Regions from separate parts of the Homo sapiens genome. Here region 1 is linked to region 2. The links are chromatin loops, found by intact Hi-C in ENCODE. Cell type or tissue: gastrocnemius medialis. All regions are shown on one strand. Each heading gives the region's core, and the rest is flanking DNA. Links, peaks and the distances in the headings are about the cores only.

Region 1 (8,345 bases), core at 124-8,123, 55 kb before region 2:
TGTTTTTTTATTACTATTTTTCCTATGGTCTTTCTACTTTGCTAAACAGTTAGATTTCAAGATACTACTTAACAAAGCAATGATCTACATGTTGATGTCTGACATGCAAATAATCCCCAAGAATAACTGGAAGTTTTAAGTAATATTTGAAATATTAAATTACTTAAATATCTGAAATAACACAGAGATAAGAAATAGAATTTGTTGTAGAAGTCACATTGGTCACCAAAGAGAAGCAAAACATTGTGTGTAATGTCTGCTCTAAACCTGGTGGATGATTTTGAAGAATTTGAGAAATTACTTCTTTCTAAAGAAGAACTTAATAAAGGCTCTGAATAGCTGAAAACTAAATGAATAAAATTAAACTACTGTATTACACAGGTCAACTTTTTCCTCACTTATAAAACCCAATTATTAATTATGCATCAGACTGCATTAATTGCTACATATATACCTTATGCATAACTTTTATATGTATATTTTTTCTTGCTTAATGTTCACAGCAATATGCATGGATCAGGCATTACTATCCACATTTTGCAAATGAAAAGTCTAAAACTTAGAGCAATTAAGAAGCTTTCCCTCAACCTAGAGCTAGTAAACAGACCCAAGATTTGAAGCTAGGTGTGTTGGCTAAATCTACATACCTAACCCCCATATTATAGTTTTTCCTTTGTGGGTTTTTTTGAAAAAAAAAAATTTAATCTGCATTTTATATTGTACAAAAGTGAACTGGCTAAAGCCTTCATTCTTTCTAATTACTATTTGCTTCTGAACTAAAGCTATAAACTTTTATTATATTTGGTGAGCATTTTTGAATTAAACTAGAAGATTAGGATACAAGTTCATGGACACACAGTATAAAACACTTTTTAAAAGACACTGGCACACTCGTTCTCACCTAGACAACAGATCATAGTTTGAAAATCTGTTTTTGTGAAAAAAGCTGAACCCTAGCTCTTGAATTAGCTATCCCAGTACCCATGTTGAAATAGCTCAAAAACATTCCTAGGAAAAATACTCCTAACTTAGTGGGAGTGGTTTTATAATAAAGGGTGAATTACTTTTGCTTTATGGATCATTCCTTTTTTTTTTTTTCCTTAGTCATCTGTTACTCTTAGCTGCTGGTAATGGAGAGGAAATGGTCTTACATCATTTTTCAAGCATGTTTAGTATTAGGTCATTGTTAGTGGATGGAAGGAAGTTGAATGCTTGGAATTTAAGTGACTTACTCAAGATTACAACAGTGAGTCATTTACTCAGCCAAAAAGAGAGCAAGGAACTTCCTGGATACAAGTGTGGTGTGCGCTGGCAGCTCCATCTGCCCCTTCTTTATTGATGCCTTTTCAAAACTATGGGCTTTTTGTGAAGGCCAGATGGGTTTGCCCTTGAGTGTGACCACCACTCTGCTCCGAGATACATCAACTTGAATGAGGATTTGTTTTGATGGTTGGCATATAAGCCTCAGAGTTTTATTTTGAGATGTTAAATCTAAAAGCGAAGATTACATGTTGATTGCTAATTTCTTTGAACAAATTTTGCCCTAAGAGTTTATTGTAAAAATTAACTGGGCATGGTGGTGGGCGCCTGTAATCCCAGCTACTCAGGAGGCTGAGGCAGGAGAATCGCTTGAACCTGGGAGGCGGAGGTTGCAGTGAGCCGAGATTGCGCCACTGCACTCCAGCCTGGGTGGCAGAGCCAGACTCCATCTCAAAAAACAAACAAAGTTTATTGTTCCTGAAGGACGAAGTCTTTGAACTTCAGGTAGTCATGAGTTGAGGTGTGGGTATAAGGAATGGGGACAATGTGCCCCACTGCCCTCTTGTTTTGAAACATAGCTTACAACCATTACCCATTCACTTGGTATAATGTAGTATTTCAGGATAGGCACGGTTAGTTCTGACTCACACAGGTATCACTGTTGTCTGGACATGAATGATTTCTAGAGTTCATTTCTCATGAAACATGTTTTTATTTGCAGGGCTTTAGAGCTTTGAAATTAATTCTACATTATACATTGATGATTCTTTTGTCAACTTTGTTTTTCTCTGTCTATTCCTAATTCTATCTACCATATAATTTCTGTATAGTAGTTGTTTCCATCACAATTTTTTTCTGTGAGCTGTGATTACATAAAATTAGCCTTGTTGACTTATACTTTGATATCTTTCTTGAGACAAGCCAGCGATGACCCCAGTTGGACTGGAACAACAGACCACTTTGTTGGTGTCTTTTAATACAGCCAATACTAATAGGAAGCTTTATCTTTCTTAAGTATCTTCTTTCGCTTCCCCTTCACAGAACCTTACAGGGGCCCCATGGATCAGCAATATTGCTTATTAAATATAATTTCAACTTTTAATAAGATTTTCTAAATTCTTCTGATCACTTCCTACTTTCCTTACATAATGACAGTCATTGCACATCAGAATACAGGCCCTCAGTCCAGCAATGTGATTTTCGTTCTTATGCTCAGGTCATATGATATTCGTCAAAGTGGTTGCTCCCTCTACTAGTCACTCTTGGAATGTACTCCCACCCCCACTCCAATGACATCTCTCACCTCCTCTAAAAATCATTTTCTGCTGTGGTGTTCTTATCTGCCCATGATAGTTATTATATTTATTGTCTTCAGAGAGTAGAAAACAGAAAAAGACCAAGAGGGTAACTGTAGTCAGTTTAATTCTGTCTCATCATCACTTCCCGTCAGCAATCCACATTCCCCCAACCATACATGACAACTTACTTGCATCTGTAACTTTATGTTTTGCCCTCTTTCCTATTACAAGAGGTGAATTGTCCATTTTTTTTTCTTTTTTTTGAGACAGGGTCTCACTCTGTCACCCAGGCAGGAATGAAATGGCACAATTACGGCTCACTGCAGCCACTATCTCCTGGGCTCAAGTGATCCTCCCACCTCAGCCTCCTAAGTAGCTGGGACTACAGGCATGTGCCACCATGCCTGGCTAATTTTTGTATTTTTTGTAGAGACAGAGTCTCCCTATGTTGCCCAGGCTGGTCTCAAACTCCTGGGTTCAAGAAGTCTGGCCACCTAGGCCTTCCAAAGCGCCAGGATTATAGGTGTGAGCCACTGCTCTAGGTCCATGGACTTTCTTCCTGCAGTTATCCTCTCTTTTTCTCCATTGCTGTTGTTTTTTCCTTCCTTTCTTCCTTCCTTCCTTCTTTTTTTTCTTTCTTTTCTTTTCTTTCTTTCTCTTTCTTTCTTTCTTTCTTTCTTTCTTTCTTTCTTTCTTTCCTCTCTCTCTCTTTCTTTCTTTCTTTTCTTTCTTTCTTCCTGATGGAGTCTCGCTGTGTAGCCCTGGCTGCAACCTCCGCCTACTGGGTAAGTGATTCTCCTGTCTCAAACCCCCGAGTAGCTGAGACTACAGGCGCCCACCACCATGCCGGGCTAATTTGTGTATTTTTAGTAGTAGAGACAGGGATTTCACCATGTTAGCCAGGCTGGTCTTGAACTCCTGACCTCAGGTGATCCGCCTGCCTCGTCCTCCCAAAGTGTTAGGATTACAGGCATGAACCACTGCACCCAGCCCTGTTTTCTACTGGAGTTTTTCCATCATCATAGAAACATGCTATGCTTTTTTTCTCACATCAAACAAAAGCAAAATACCTTGCAAATAGAGACAAGCACAATAAAACACCTTCTGTGGTCCTTTTCTTTGCTCCCTTTTAACATAAAAATTTGTCTACACTTGCTTTCTTCAGTTTCTCTGTACTGCTCCATGGAAACTGTTTATTGTCATGGTCACTAAGTTGCTTAAGCAAGAATCTTTGAAGTCATCCTGGACTTCCTTCTTTCCTTTGCACTCCACAAACTATGGCTTACAGGACAAATTGGCCTGTCATGTGTTTCAGTAAATAAAGTTTTATTGGAACACAGTCATGGCCACATGTTTGTCTTTCTGTGACAACTTTTGCATTACAATGGCAGAGTTCAGACGTCCTAATGGGGACTGCATGGCCCTCAAAGCCTAAAATACTTACTATTTGGCTTGTTATAGAAAAAGTTGGCCAGCCCCTACACTAAAATATAAATCTTACAAAGGAAAGTGCTTTGTTTTGTTCCCTGCTATATCTCCAGTGCCTAGAAGAATACCTGGCACTTAGCAAAGCTTAACAAATACTTGCGGCAGAAAGGAAAAAAGAAAGAATGAATAAGTAGTCTACGTCACCATCTTGTTCTTTACTCTCTCTTATTCAATCTTTGTCGGTTCTCATTGTCCTTTCTCCATTTTCCATAAACTCTCTCCTCGGATTTGTTTCTTCCATTAAGCTTTTTCTTCATGCTCATCAAATTTCCAACAGGAGGAAAAGTCCTAAAAATTGCTAAACAAATTTTGGAAATACGAAGCTTAAGTTAGAGAAATTTTTCCTTTGGCAATAGTATTAAAAATGTGTTCATCAATGGGAACACATGGACATAGGGAGGGGAACATCACACACAGGGGCCTGTCGGGGGAGGGGGCTAGGGGAGGGATAGCATTAGGAGAAATACCTAATGTAGATGATGGGTTGATGGGTGCAGCAAACCACCATGGCGCGTGTATACCTGTGTAACAGACCTGCACGTTCTGCACATGTATCCCAGAACTTAAAGCATGATTTTTAAAGAAGTGTTCATTTTTTCTTTGCTAGTGTCTGCATTGTTGAGTTCATTTTGGAGAGAAGACTGTCAAGAGAGAAATGATATTTCTTTTAATAGGTACTCTTGGCAATTTTTGCTAATAATTTTAACATTTCTTTTACCACATGAAGTTTGATTTCTATAGAGTAATCCCCTTTTATGTTGTGTTGATGGGCATTTTTTATTATTGATATATAATATGTTTACCCTGTCTTCAGTTTTTGCTCATGAGACTTTATCCAAAAACTAAACTCAACTGGCACATGCAGTTCTTTTGATTTCACAACTTACCCATGCCGGAGATACTTCCCATACTAACTTTGATCTCTTGCAGATGTGAAACAAAACCCTATACTAGATAAGTGAACTTTCAGTGTCCTTACTTAAAACAAAAGAAAATAAATAAAAATCTCATCTGGATCTGATTATTCCCAGGTGACTAAAAATTCTGTGAACCTGTGGAGACTGGAATGTACTGGCAAGAGAGAGCCTGGGTTATCTATTGGAATCTTGGATTCTGTTTTTAAAATAGGAGGTTAAAGCTCTAATGTGTCCAAAAATAATCTCAAGTGTGGGTTATTACTGCTCCCTTTGAGGGAAATTCAAAATTGCATAATATCAGATAAAAATAAAAACATGTGGCTCTGAATAAACAGTTATTCCTGTGCTATTAGTGGATGCATCAACACTGACCTGTCAGAGATGTCCTGATAAGGTCATTTTTGTGAGTGGTTTTAATACCAAGAGAACTTCATGGTTCCTAGGTCAGTGTGATTTGCTGCTGCCTTATCATGAGTAATGAAGAGGATATTTGATGCTTCTCTCTGTCTCTAGTTCTGACTTCATTTATTTCACTGAATTCTGAGGTTTACTCCTAGCAGGTTTCCAGTTCACTTTCAACCTTCAGCCTCACTGAGAGAGTGCTATATAGCTCCTTAGTGATAATGTACTTGGGTCTTATAATTAGTGATGATGGCAGAGAAGACATTCCTGATGAGGATATTTATTTCTAAATGTCTAAACAAATTTCTTAGTTTATTTCAAAATGCAATATATGTAAATAATAAAAGTTTTATCTTTACTAATTATGGCAGCCCTAAGTGCCATCGATGTATCTTAGTTTTCTAATTACCGAGCTGGCAAAGACAACTAAGATAGTGGAGAGTTAAAAGATTAATCCTACACTGCATAATGGAAAGGATTAATTTTCACAGTTGCTTTTGTTTCATTTTTGAGTTCCAATAAATTCTTTATTCTTATTTCACATAAATTTCTGTATACTACAAAAGATAAACTAAATTTACTAAATCTACTAACTTTATTAAATATATTCATTATTTTTTGGTGAAATGGAACCTGCATTTTACATGAGAGCATGCTATCTTTGAAAGAAATCAGTTCCTTGGAATCAGGAGATCCAGTCCTGAAAAATGGTTCTATTTTGCGATGTTAAACAAGTCATGTAACTTCTCTGAGACTTGGTTTCCTCATCACTAAGAGGACAGGGTTGAATTGGGGAATCTCTTTTCCCTTCCAGCATTAATTGTCTCAGACTCTATTTTAGGCCTCTGGAGTGTGTGTATGGAAACAAATTCACATGCTGAAATCCAGGTATAAATTTCTACTTCTCTTTTGTATTGCTTTCTTTCAACATTTCCTTCAAAAGAAGGATAAAATTACATCTATTTAGCTTGTTCATCTTTTGTTATCCCAAAGGCACACCCAACCATGGGGTCAGTGAGAAAATGTTCAAACATTTGTAAATAATCAATTTTCCTAATGTGAAGGCCAACTCAGCAGAGTCCTAATCAGGGAAAGGCAAAGAAAACAGTCCAGCCTTTAAGAGATCCAAATTTGGATTCTTTGTTAACTTTATCTTCTTTATTTCTCTTTCTTCTACAGCAGTGTTTACAACGTTATGATGTACAGCAATGTTACAGAAAAAAAGTGGAGAAAGATAATGCAACTACCTCATTGACATATACATCTCAGCATAATGATTTAAATACTGTGACTTTGTAGTAGGCTGATCACCAAGCAAGGTGATCCGGCAACTTGACCCAATATCAGACTGCACAAACTACAAAGGGTAACCTGGTGTATTGGGTGCTCAAACTAAGCCTATTGCTAAAACAACTTAAAATGCAAATTGAAAAAAAATGAATTGTGTCCATGAGCTAGAACATGCAGGCTATAAATTAAATGAAGGTGGGGACCTAGAGAGGTAAGCCAAATATCAGAATACATCTTCTGAGAGTATTTCCTGCCGCAGAATGAACTTGAACTTTAGTTTGTATATCTTTGCAGTTTTATGGGGATGGAAAACAAAGTCTAGGGCTTGCCTAGTATGGGAAGCTTAATAAGATACACACCCTCTATAAAGTAAAGACACTAGAGAACTATATCCTTAGTGATATACAAGGTGAACTACCAATAAACATGCATGTCCTGTGCACATTGCCCCTCTCTAGGTATTTCAAGGAAAACTGCCTGTATTAAACCTTAGTAATAAGCAGAGTTGAGAAAAAAATCCCCTGAGAATGTCTAACCATAAACTAACTTTCATATGTATTTGAAGACAGAATTACCATTACCTGTGGTGGCTTGAAAAATCTTAAGCCAAGAGTTAGTTTCAAGTGATCTTAGGCTGATAATGTAAAGACACGTGACAGAAACAAATGAAAATCCCTTCTATTGGAACCCATCTTTTCCCCAGGTCTTAAAGAGTTTTCATTAACAGAGCCCTCCCAAAATGAGCAGCTCATTGCATATATATATATATATATATATATATATAGATAGATAGATAGATAGATAGATAGATAGATACATACACACACACACACACACACATACATACACACACACATGCACACACACACAATACATGTATGGATTGAATAGTGGATTAGACACAGCTCACAAAAGAATATAGTAGCTCTGAAGATACTATCCAAAATGAAGTTCAATGAATAAAAGAAAAGAAAAGGAAAGAATAAAGGAGAGGTTAAGAGACTTGGAGACTAGTATGAAGAGTCACTAACATAAATCTAATCAGTGTTGCAGAAGACAGAGACAATAGACAGCAGCAGTTTCTAAAAAGATAATGGCTGATCTAATAAAAGACACCAACCTACAAAATCAGGATGCTTGCAGAAGCCCAAACAGGATGAATAAATCTATAGAACAAATCTATACCTAACTATATCATTGTGAAACTGTAGAATACCAAGATAAAAAGAAAATATGAGAAGCAGCTCGTGTACTGAATAATCAGGTGGTAAGCATTTTGAGGCTGTAATAATGGGAGTTATGAGAAAGGGGTAAGAGAAAAAAGAGATTTAATAGGTTTCATATTTACCAACATCCTACTATGTACCAGGAGGCCTTGATATGTACCAGTTAATTCTTTGACAATCCTATGATATGGATGTAAGTATTATAGGTAAGAAACTGAAACTAAAAGACTAATTTTTCACGATCATAAAGCTAGCAGTGGTGAAATTGGGTTTCACATCCGTGTCTATTTGCCACCAGAGCTTGTGCTTTTGTTTTGTTTTGTTTGTTCGTTTTATGTAGAAGGAATAAGAATAATAAGCAAGCAAATGAAATAAAGAAAGAAATTCATTGCAGCATCTTTTTTTTTTTTTTTTTTTTTTTTTGAGACGGAGTCTCGCTCTGTCGCCCAGGCTGGAGTGCAGTG
Region 2 (8,345 bases), core at 138-8,137:
TGTAATCTGAGGTTTACTTAGCACAAAGAAGTGAATTTTAAAGCAATGTAAACTGTCCTAGAAGCCAAAGAAGATAAATCTGATGTATGTGTCGTGAGTCAAAGTTTAAACTATTTTATACCATAAACCTTGAAAGTGATACAATTCTCTTGGCTGAAACCCTGCTTACACATGCACTGTAGGGAAAGGGGCGTCAACTGATAAATATGATTTCAATTCCTTTGACTCTTTTCTCTCTTAAACACATGATCAGTAAATGATCATCACAAACATATACTTTATCATACACAGATTCTGGGAGGTCCAAGAAAAGTGAAGAGGAATAAAAAGTATTTCTTTTGCCTTTTTAATCATGGATTAGAATTTCTGAAAAGCAGAGGTCCTAGAAGGGATACACAAATAGAAGAAACCACAGATATTCTCCATTTTTCCATTTGCTCAAGTTGAAATTTTGGGAATCAGTGTTGACTGCTCTCCATCTCACACTCCACACCTGATCTGTCAGCACTGACTTCAAAATACATCCACTATCTGACCAAGTCTTCTCAACCTCCACTGGTAGCATCCTGGACTAAGCTATCACAAATTCTCACCTGGATTATTGCTACTGTCTCCTAATTGATTTCCCTAGTTTCATTCTTGCTTCCTTTAGTTTATTCTTAATATGCTAGCCAAAACTACCCAGTTAAAACTCAAGTCAGATTATGTTATTCAGTCTACTGTTTAAAAACTTCCCATGGCTTTTCATTTCAAAAAAGGAAAAACCAAAGTCCTTTCATTGACCTACAAGACCCCACAAAATCTGCCAACTAGCTCCTTGCATTATCTGACTTCATCTTCTTCATGTTCTCTTCCTCTCCCTTTCCTCCAGCCACACTGGCCTTGAACCTTGAACACACCAGGTACACTCATGCCTCAGGATTTTTGTACTTTCCAATCCTCTGGATTTTTGTACTTGCTCACCCCAGGTACCAGCATGACTCCTACCTTGTTTTCTTCAGGACTTACTCAAATATTACATGATCACTCAGCTTGGCAATTCCCTCCCTCTCTCAAAATTCCTTACCTTTCTCCCCTGCTTTAATCCTTCCCTTAGACTTACACTCATCTAACATAATAAATATTCTACTTAATCATTTGTTTATTTTTCTCTCTCCACTAGAAATTAAGGTCCATCTAAGGGTAAAGGTTTTTGTTTCCTTAAGGCTTCCCTAGAACAGTACTTGGCACCAGAATAGTAGGTGCTTAGTAAATATTTGTTGAATGAATGATAATTTCTACATCAGGCTGTCATAAACTGAAAATGTGGTTATCTTCACCAGAATTTTACGTCAGTTCACAAGATGTAGCCCCTCTCACACATCAGTTACATGTGACAAGGGACACAAACAGAACTATCCCCACCACCTTCAATATATGCAAACCAATATGCACCCCAAGTCATGTTCAACAAGACAGACAGGACTAGTCAATATTTATGAACAAACCAATTTTTCTAAACAGGTGGAAGATTTTTAAGGTTCAAATAAATGATTTGCATTCAGGTCAGTGGAAGTTTAAGAGTTTCAAACGGCTTTGATTTCACAATTGAGAAAAGTCTTAGAAAATTATGCATAAACCCTAAAGAGAACCTGAAATACATTTGCAAGATTAAATAAATCAGACCTAAGAAGAAAACGATAAAAGAGATTGGAATTAGTTAGGGTTGAAGAAGAGCAAGCTGAAAGTTGATTTACCGTTTATCATGAGACTGCAAGTACGTGTTAGGAAATGGCAGCCTCTACTAACTAATCTCCTAGAGTCCCTCCCAGCTCTAATGAGCCCTCAGTGAAAATTTTCTTGACAGTAGAAACAGTTCAACACTGGAAAAAATTTCTGCATAGAGATATAGAATCCCTTTACCTAAAGGTCTTTAAATATAAAACAAACGCTCCCTTGAGGTGGTTTAGATACAATCAAGCTTGAAGTTAGAGGATAAAAACACTTTGAAGGTCATTTTGTTCTAGTCTCAATAAAATAGTCTTTTCCTCATTCCCTAACACTTGCCTTCTTAAAGAGGATTTTAAGTTTACCTCCACTAACTGGAGTTTTTGGAAATTCTGTTTTAGGACTCTCTTATCTAGAAAATGGAAGAGAGTTTCTATTTCTTTCAGCAGAAGTACACAGTATCATTCTGTCTGCCAAGAAGGGCACATAATCAGGACTAATAAACCATATTTTTGAATAGAAAAGTGGCCAAGTAATCACATGTTGTTTAAATAGTTTCATGGGCTGGGCACAGTGGCTTACGCCTGTAATCCCAGCACTTTGGGAAGTCGAGTGGGTGGATCATCTGAGGTAAGGAGTTCATGATCAGCCTGGCCAACATGGTGAAACCCTGTCTCTGCTAAAAATACAAAATTAGTCGGGCATGGTGGCTCATGCCTGTAATCTCAGCTGCTTGGGAAGCTAAAGCAAGAGAATCGCTGGAACCCGGGAGGCAGAGGTTGCAGTGAGCTGAGATTGTGCCATTGCACTCTAGCCTGGGCAACAAGAGTGAAACTTCATCTAAAAAAAAAATAAATAAACAAAATAAATAGTTTCATGAATGCAATGGACATACTCTGACATCAAAATAAGAGATAGGGTCTTGTATGTAGCATATCATCTTGGTTCTGTTACTCACCAGTCATCTTAGATTAACTTTTAGATTAAATTTTCTCTTCCAAAACAACAGACTTTTAAACAAAAAGTTTTACTTTCTGCTTCTAGGAAATCTGTTTGTGAGAAAGCGTAAGGCTTGTAAATGACAATGGAGGCCAGCATCTTATATTGGAAGGAATGGAAACTTGGATGTCACATTGACCTGAAAGTTCTGCCTTTGTCTTTTGTTATCCACGCAATTCAACTTCTCCCAGTCTTATTTTCCTTAATTGTAAGATGGGAGTATTGCTGGCTACAGTTTCAAGATTATGGGCAGAGTAAAGATTGTGTTTATAAATGGAATGCCATGTAGCTCAACAAATGGTGATTATTTTTGTTATTGTGGGAAGAGACTGTGTGGCCCTAAAGGTGTCAGAGACCTGGCAGGACCTTTTGTTCAAGAGGCAACTGCATAGGCAGGCTGCTGACCCAGGACAAAAATAGGAGGGAGACTTGCCTTTGAAGTGGCATTAGCAGTGCACGCCTCCGAGGCTGCTGTGCCAACCCCGGCTGCCCTCCTGTCATCAGAATGCAGGCAGCTGGGTTGGCCAGAAACATTGCCACTGACCTCATCTTCCTGCTAGGTCTAAGTGGGCCAAAATATACACTTCTTGATTTTTTTTAAACCTTCTGTTATAAAAGAATAAAAGTAATGATACACAGTTTAAGGTCGAGAAGACCAACATGAAGGAGGAATGTGTGCATATACTTTTGTTGTCTCTTTCATCTTTGAAGCAATGATAATAATAACTAAAATGTACAAAACTTTTACTATGTACTAGCTACAGTTCTAAACACTGTATTTGTTACCTCAATTAATCCTCTCAACAACCTTATGGCCTCCATTTTGCAAATAAGGAAAGTGAGGCATGTAAATTAGGTAATTTACCCTAATATTACCCTAAATTGGTAATTTTCCCTATACAAGCACATACTGGCTTGTATAGGGAAGTTGGAGAAGTAAAGCTATAGGTAATAAAATTTTATTTAAATAATGTATGTTAAGGCATTAACTCTGTTAACAGAAAAAACTACTATACCAGCAATTTTTACCCTCTTACCTTTCTTTATTCTCAAAAAAGAAGTATGTCACTCTACAAGTTAGAGCCTGTGACAATACTTGTATTAATATAGACTGTGTTCTATTTAAGTAGTTGGGATTGCTGTTTTAATTTTTTATAATTCTTGAGGAACAGCCTTATTTAAGTTTATTTTCATAAAAGTCTAGTTTAATTGGTTCAAACATAAAAAATAAATGTTAAACACATTTCAAAATATTTTCTGAAGTTCTCTCTTTCCTCAAAAGATTTAAATAGTAAACGTCATTCATTTAGATTCCCACGGTAGAAAAAGTGAATAGTATATATAAAAAGTTCAGACTTCGTCAGTTTCTATGGAGAAACAAGTAATTTTCATAATAAACAAAGAATGTTGATCTTGTTTAAAATAAACAATCTTTTGACCTTGTGGGAGTTTTTTGGGTTTTTGTTTTTTTGAGACAGGGTCTTGCTCTATCACCCCGGCTAGAGAGCAGTGGTGTTATCATAGCTCATTGCAGCCTTAACCTCCCGGGCTCAAGACATCCTCTCACCTCAGGCTCTCAAGTTGCTTCCAGTGAGCCACTGCATCCAGCATGTGGGAAGTTTTTGTAGAGAAAAATGTTGGTACCTGGCACATGGTAAGCACTTAATTTATTATGAGAGTAATGATTATCAGTACAGAAAACTAACATGTTTTGTATTGTATTCAGTTATAATTATGTGACTGCTATTTGAAGTGGAGCTAATAGCCCTTAAGCAAAATTATTTCCCAATTAAAATGCCTTTTGCTTTTTTAGAGAAAAATCTTATCAGTTATGATGTTAACAACAAGGATTCTTAAGAAATGTGTGCATACCATGTAACAAACTTGATTTGGCCTCTGCACAATAACATTCCCAAAACTTCCCACTGATGTGTTTAGAAGCATCCTCTGTCACGACTTCTAATTACATTAAAAATCTCTGACAATTCAAAGCGAGTTAATGGCAATGACGAAGACACAGCAACTATACAGTGTGTGACAACATAATTTCACAAAGATGTGGAGAATACAGGATGAGGAAAATGACTGAGTTGGCCTTTGTAACTGCTTTTCTGTCCACTATGTTTCTAAGCTTATTAAATGGAACCTTTGATTAATATCCTGGGCCCTGGGGAAATTGTTTAACCTACTGTTCTTTGAGAAATGTAAGATTTACTCCCTATCATATTTATGTTTTCCTGGTCAAAAACATGACCCCAGAGTGAGGTTTAAAATTAGGAATCTTAATCACTTGAACTTGGGAGGTGGAGGTTGCAGTGAGCTGAGATCACGCCACTGCACTCCAGCCTGGGCGACAGAGTGAGACTCCATCTCAAAAATAAAATAAATAAAAATAAAATTAGGAATCATAAATCCAGCTCTTCATCAGGAAAGGCATCAACAGCTTGTTTTCTTAAGCACAGAATAGAAAAAAATTATGCTCAATTCCTTTATCACATCTCTGGTCCAAGTGATAAGTTTTATTTAATGATATCTTTCCTGTTTGAGGGAATTTACACAATAATTTCATGTATGTCATTTCATTTTAGAGACATGGAGATGCCATAAACTATGTGGGATTTTCAAATGTGTGATTGTTTTGCTGGAGGAGAAACATGGGTTAAAGAGAAGTATACAATGATGGTCACGATCATGTGCTTTTCAAATACAAATGGGAAACTTAGGAAACATCTTTTATCAGAAGTATCCCAGTTACATTTCTTCAGAATAAGCAGCATTTACTTCCATTGAAAACACTAATTCCAGATATAGTTGTAGTCTGTCATTAATCACTGAAAGGATGTCTCGGGAGTTATTGGAATGTGTGTCTACTTATCAGACATACGAAATTAGAGATCAAATACTTAATTTTGCCCATGGCTATAGCTGCTATTACAGCTGGTTTTTATTTGCATAGCTTTTTTTTTTTTTTTTTTTTTTTTTTTGAGACGGAGTCTGTCTCTGTCACCCAGGCTGGACTGCAGCAGTACGATATGGGCTCACTGCAACCTCTGCTCCCCAGGTTCAAGTAATTCTCCTGCCTCACCCTGCCGGGTACCTGGGATTACAGGCATGTGCCACCACGCCCAGCTAATTTTTGTGTTTTTAATAGAGGTGGGGTTTCACCATGTCGACCAGGCTGGTCTTAAACTCCTGACCTCAAGTGATCCACCCACCTCAGCTTCCCAAAGTGCTGGGATTACAGGCGTGAGCCACTGCGCCTGGCCGGCATAGCTTTCTTAATGCATTCATGAAGCTGCAATGTATAATTGTCTTGAGATAACATTGTATGTTAATACTACAGCAAATTTTGCCATGTAGACCACACATTTATTAAAAGGATCTCATTCTTTAGTATTCTCCTGACTTCTCCCCATCCCAAAGTTTGCCTTCATTTTGATTTGATGTTAGGTATTTATTGACTATTACAATTGTTAAACAATTTTTTCACTTTTAGTATTAATTCATGCAAATGCATTGATGAATTTACAAAAATATTATGAATTAGCTAAAATACTACATCAGCCCTCTTAACTGCTATGGATATGTAATCTTAGCCTAAGATAAAAAGTAACTTCTGGGGAGACTAAAATGGATAGGCCCTCATCAATACACATTTGAGAGAAAGAGAGGAAAAGAGAGATCCTTTAGTAGTATGTGTGTCTAAATTCTTAAGCAATTATCCAAAACAAAAACAAAAAACAAAACAAAAAAAAACATGGCAGTAAGCCGAGATGGTGCCACTGCACTCTAGCCTGGGCGACAGAGCGAGACTCTGTCTAAAAACAAAACAAAACAAAACAAAAACAAAAGAAAAAAAACAACCAACCAAACAAACAAAATACAATGAACAGATCAGTCATTCATTGACCACATGGCATCAAACCTGTGCAGTGACCTAGGCTCCAGCATTAACCCATCATTTATAATATCCAGCTCTCCCATTAGTCTTTTCTCCTCCCACTGGTAAATGTACAAACATATATTTCACATCACAGAACTTCCAACACGTCACCATCTTTTCTGTTTTAGAAATAAACTTTAGTGCCTCAAAGTTTTGAAAACAATGTGCTTGTTAGGATCAAAGCCGTCACCAAGTGGGTCTGCCTGTTTCTTTGTTCCGTACACTCTTGTAACATATAAGCAGCCTCTGACTGATTTTGCATTTTGTTGACATACTACTCTATTTGCCAAGATTAATGTTAAAGTTAAACAAAAATATTGGGCTCTTTCCCTATGATGCATAAAGTGCATGAACTTCCTTTTTCTTTTGAAAATTTTATAATCGTATTTATTTTCATTTTAAAAAGCTAATAAGCATTCAAAGTGCTTCAAAATTTTCCATTAGCCTAGATCCCAAAATAAGAATGTTTAGATTACTGCCAGATAGATTTAAGCTAGTTATTAGTAAGAATATTTTGGATTTGGAGATAACAGAGTCTAGGGCCCAACAGCCAAGGGAAGTCATACAATCTTTTTCCCCAGAGATAAGAAAAAATAGCCAAGGAAATTCAATCTCTTTTCTAGATAATAAAATTGTATCATTCTATTCTATCCCTAGAAATATTTATACTCATTCTTGATTAGAAGCAGGGGGTCAGATAAAAATCACGTCTCAAGGCCCCCTTTAGTCTTTTGTCTTTTTTAAAAAAAGAATATTCAAAGCAAATTGTAATGCAACGAGCTTTAGAATGGCTGCCTGTGAAGCACTGAGAGGGAAGGAGAGTTTGCTGCCATCTCCTGGACGTTTGAAATAAAATCGGCAAGATGAGTGCTTCAGCGCCTGCCTGTTCCTTTTAGACGGGGCACTAAGACTGTGGAAGCAGGTGCAGTTTACAAGTCTGGCTGTCCCTGACTGGATAAACAGGAAAACTATTTATGGGTTTTAAAGAATAAAGTTGATTTAAGTGGTTTGCATGTTAGAAAAGTGTTATTCAAAGTGTAGTTCACAGCCCATTAGCATCAGAATCACCTGGGTTGTATGTTACAAAAACAAATTCCTAGGTCCCACCCAAACCTAGTAAATCAGAATCTCTAAGGTGGGGCTATCTCTAAGGTGGGGAAATCTTAATTTTACACTAGGAACAAAAAGTGGAAAGCTATATGTTACACTACGAAGGGAATAGTTTGCTCATACTAAAGTGCTGTATATAAAGGAAATCATATTAGTTCATTCAATGTAAAATTAAAATTAAAAGTTCTAAGTAATATATTTAGTGTTGCTGTTTATTTCAGTAATACCACCCACAATGAGTTGTGACATTTCAGTGAGTATTTCATAATGCAGAATTCAAAATCTAGCCCATATTGGACTTACGTGAAGAATTATGATCTGCACCATTTGTTAAACAGTAATAAGTAATCCAACCACAACCAACAGACTCTGAGTGTGAATTAAAAAAAAAACTCCAAACCAAAGATCTAATTGTGGAAGGATTGCAATGAAACCTTAAATTAGTACATTATATTAGTTCAACCAATTCCTTAGAGATTCTTAGCTCTAGAAAATGGTTTTGTGAACATTTCTTTATCAGTGTTAGATATGCTAGGTGAAAAAAGAACAAAGGGGTTTTTAGTACAGTAAGAGGCCTAGTTTTGCT

The links. Hi-C counts contacts between places; a loop is a spot of excess contacts. Peaks named below come from ENCODE experiments on the same cell type or tissue, not always from the same donor. Only the 100,000 strongest peaks of a DNase experiment are listed, where the experiment ranks them.
Region 1: a loop joins it to region 2, with 6 times the contacts of the local background. A loop is called at or near these places in 14 of 110 quality-filtered maps.

What each region holds. Positions count from the first base shown.
Region 1 is chr4:119,096,339-119,104,683 of GRCh38, reverse strand. It overlaps LOC102723967 (a long non-coding RNA gene), which reads right to left and starts at 4,552. Exons shown (of 3, transcript XR_001741422.1): 1 at 4,514-4,552; 2 at 4,191-4,344. RefSeq lists an enhancer at 1,056-1,350. In gastrocnemius medialis, for the core only: no CTCF peak of the experiment used is centred there; a DNase peak (open chromatin) is centred at 1,316; H3K27ac peaks cover 6,247 bases.
Region 2 is chr4:119,041,283-119,049,627 of GRCh38, reverse strand. The region is part of intron 4 of SYNPO2 (synaptopodin 2); the gene reads right to left. Among named protein-coding and RNA genes, the nearest start is that of SYNPO2-AS1, 61 kb to the right of the region's middle. In gastrocnemius medialis, for the core only: a CTCF peak has its summit at 7,473 (motif pointing left); DNase peaks (open chromatin) are centred at 2,387, 3,157 and 7,507; H3K4me3 peaks cover 557 bases; H3K27ac peaks cover 7,906 bases.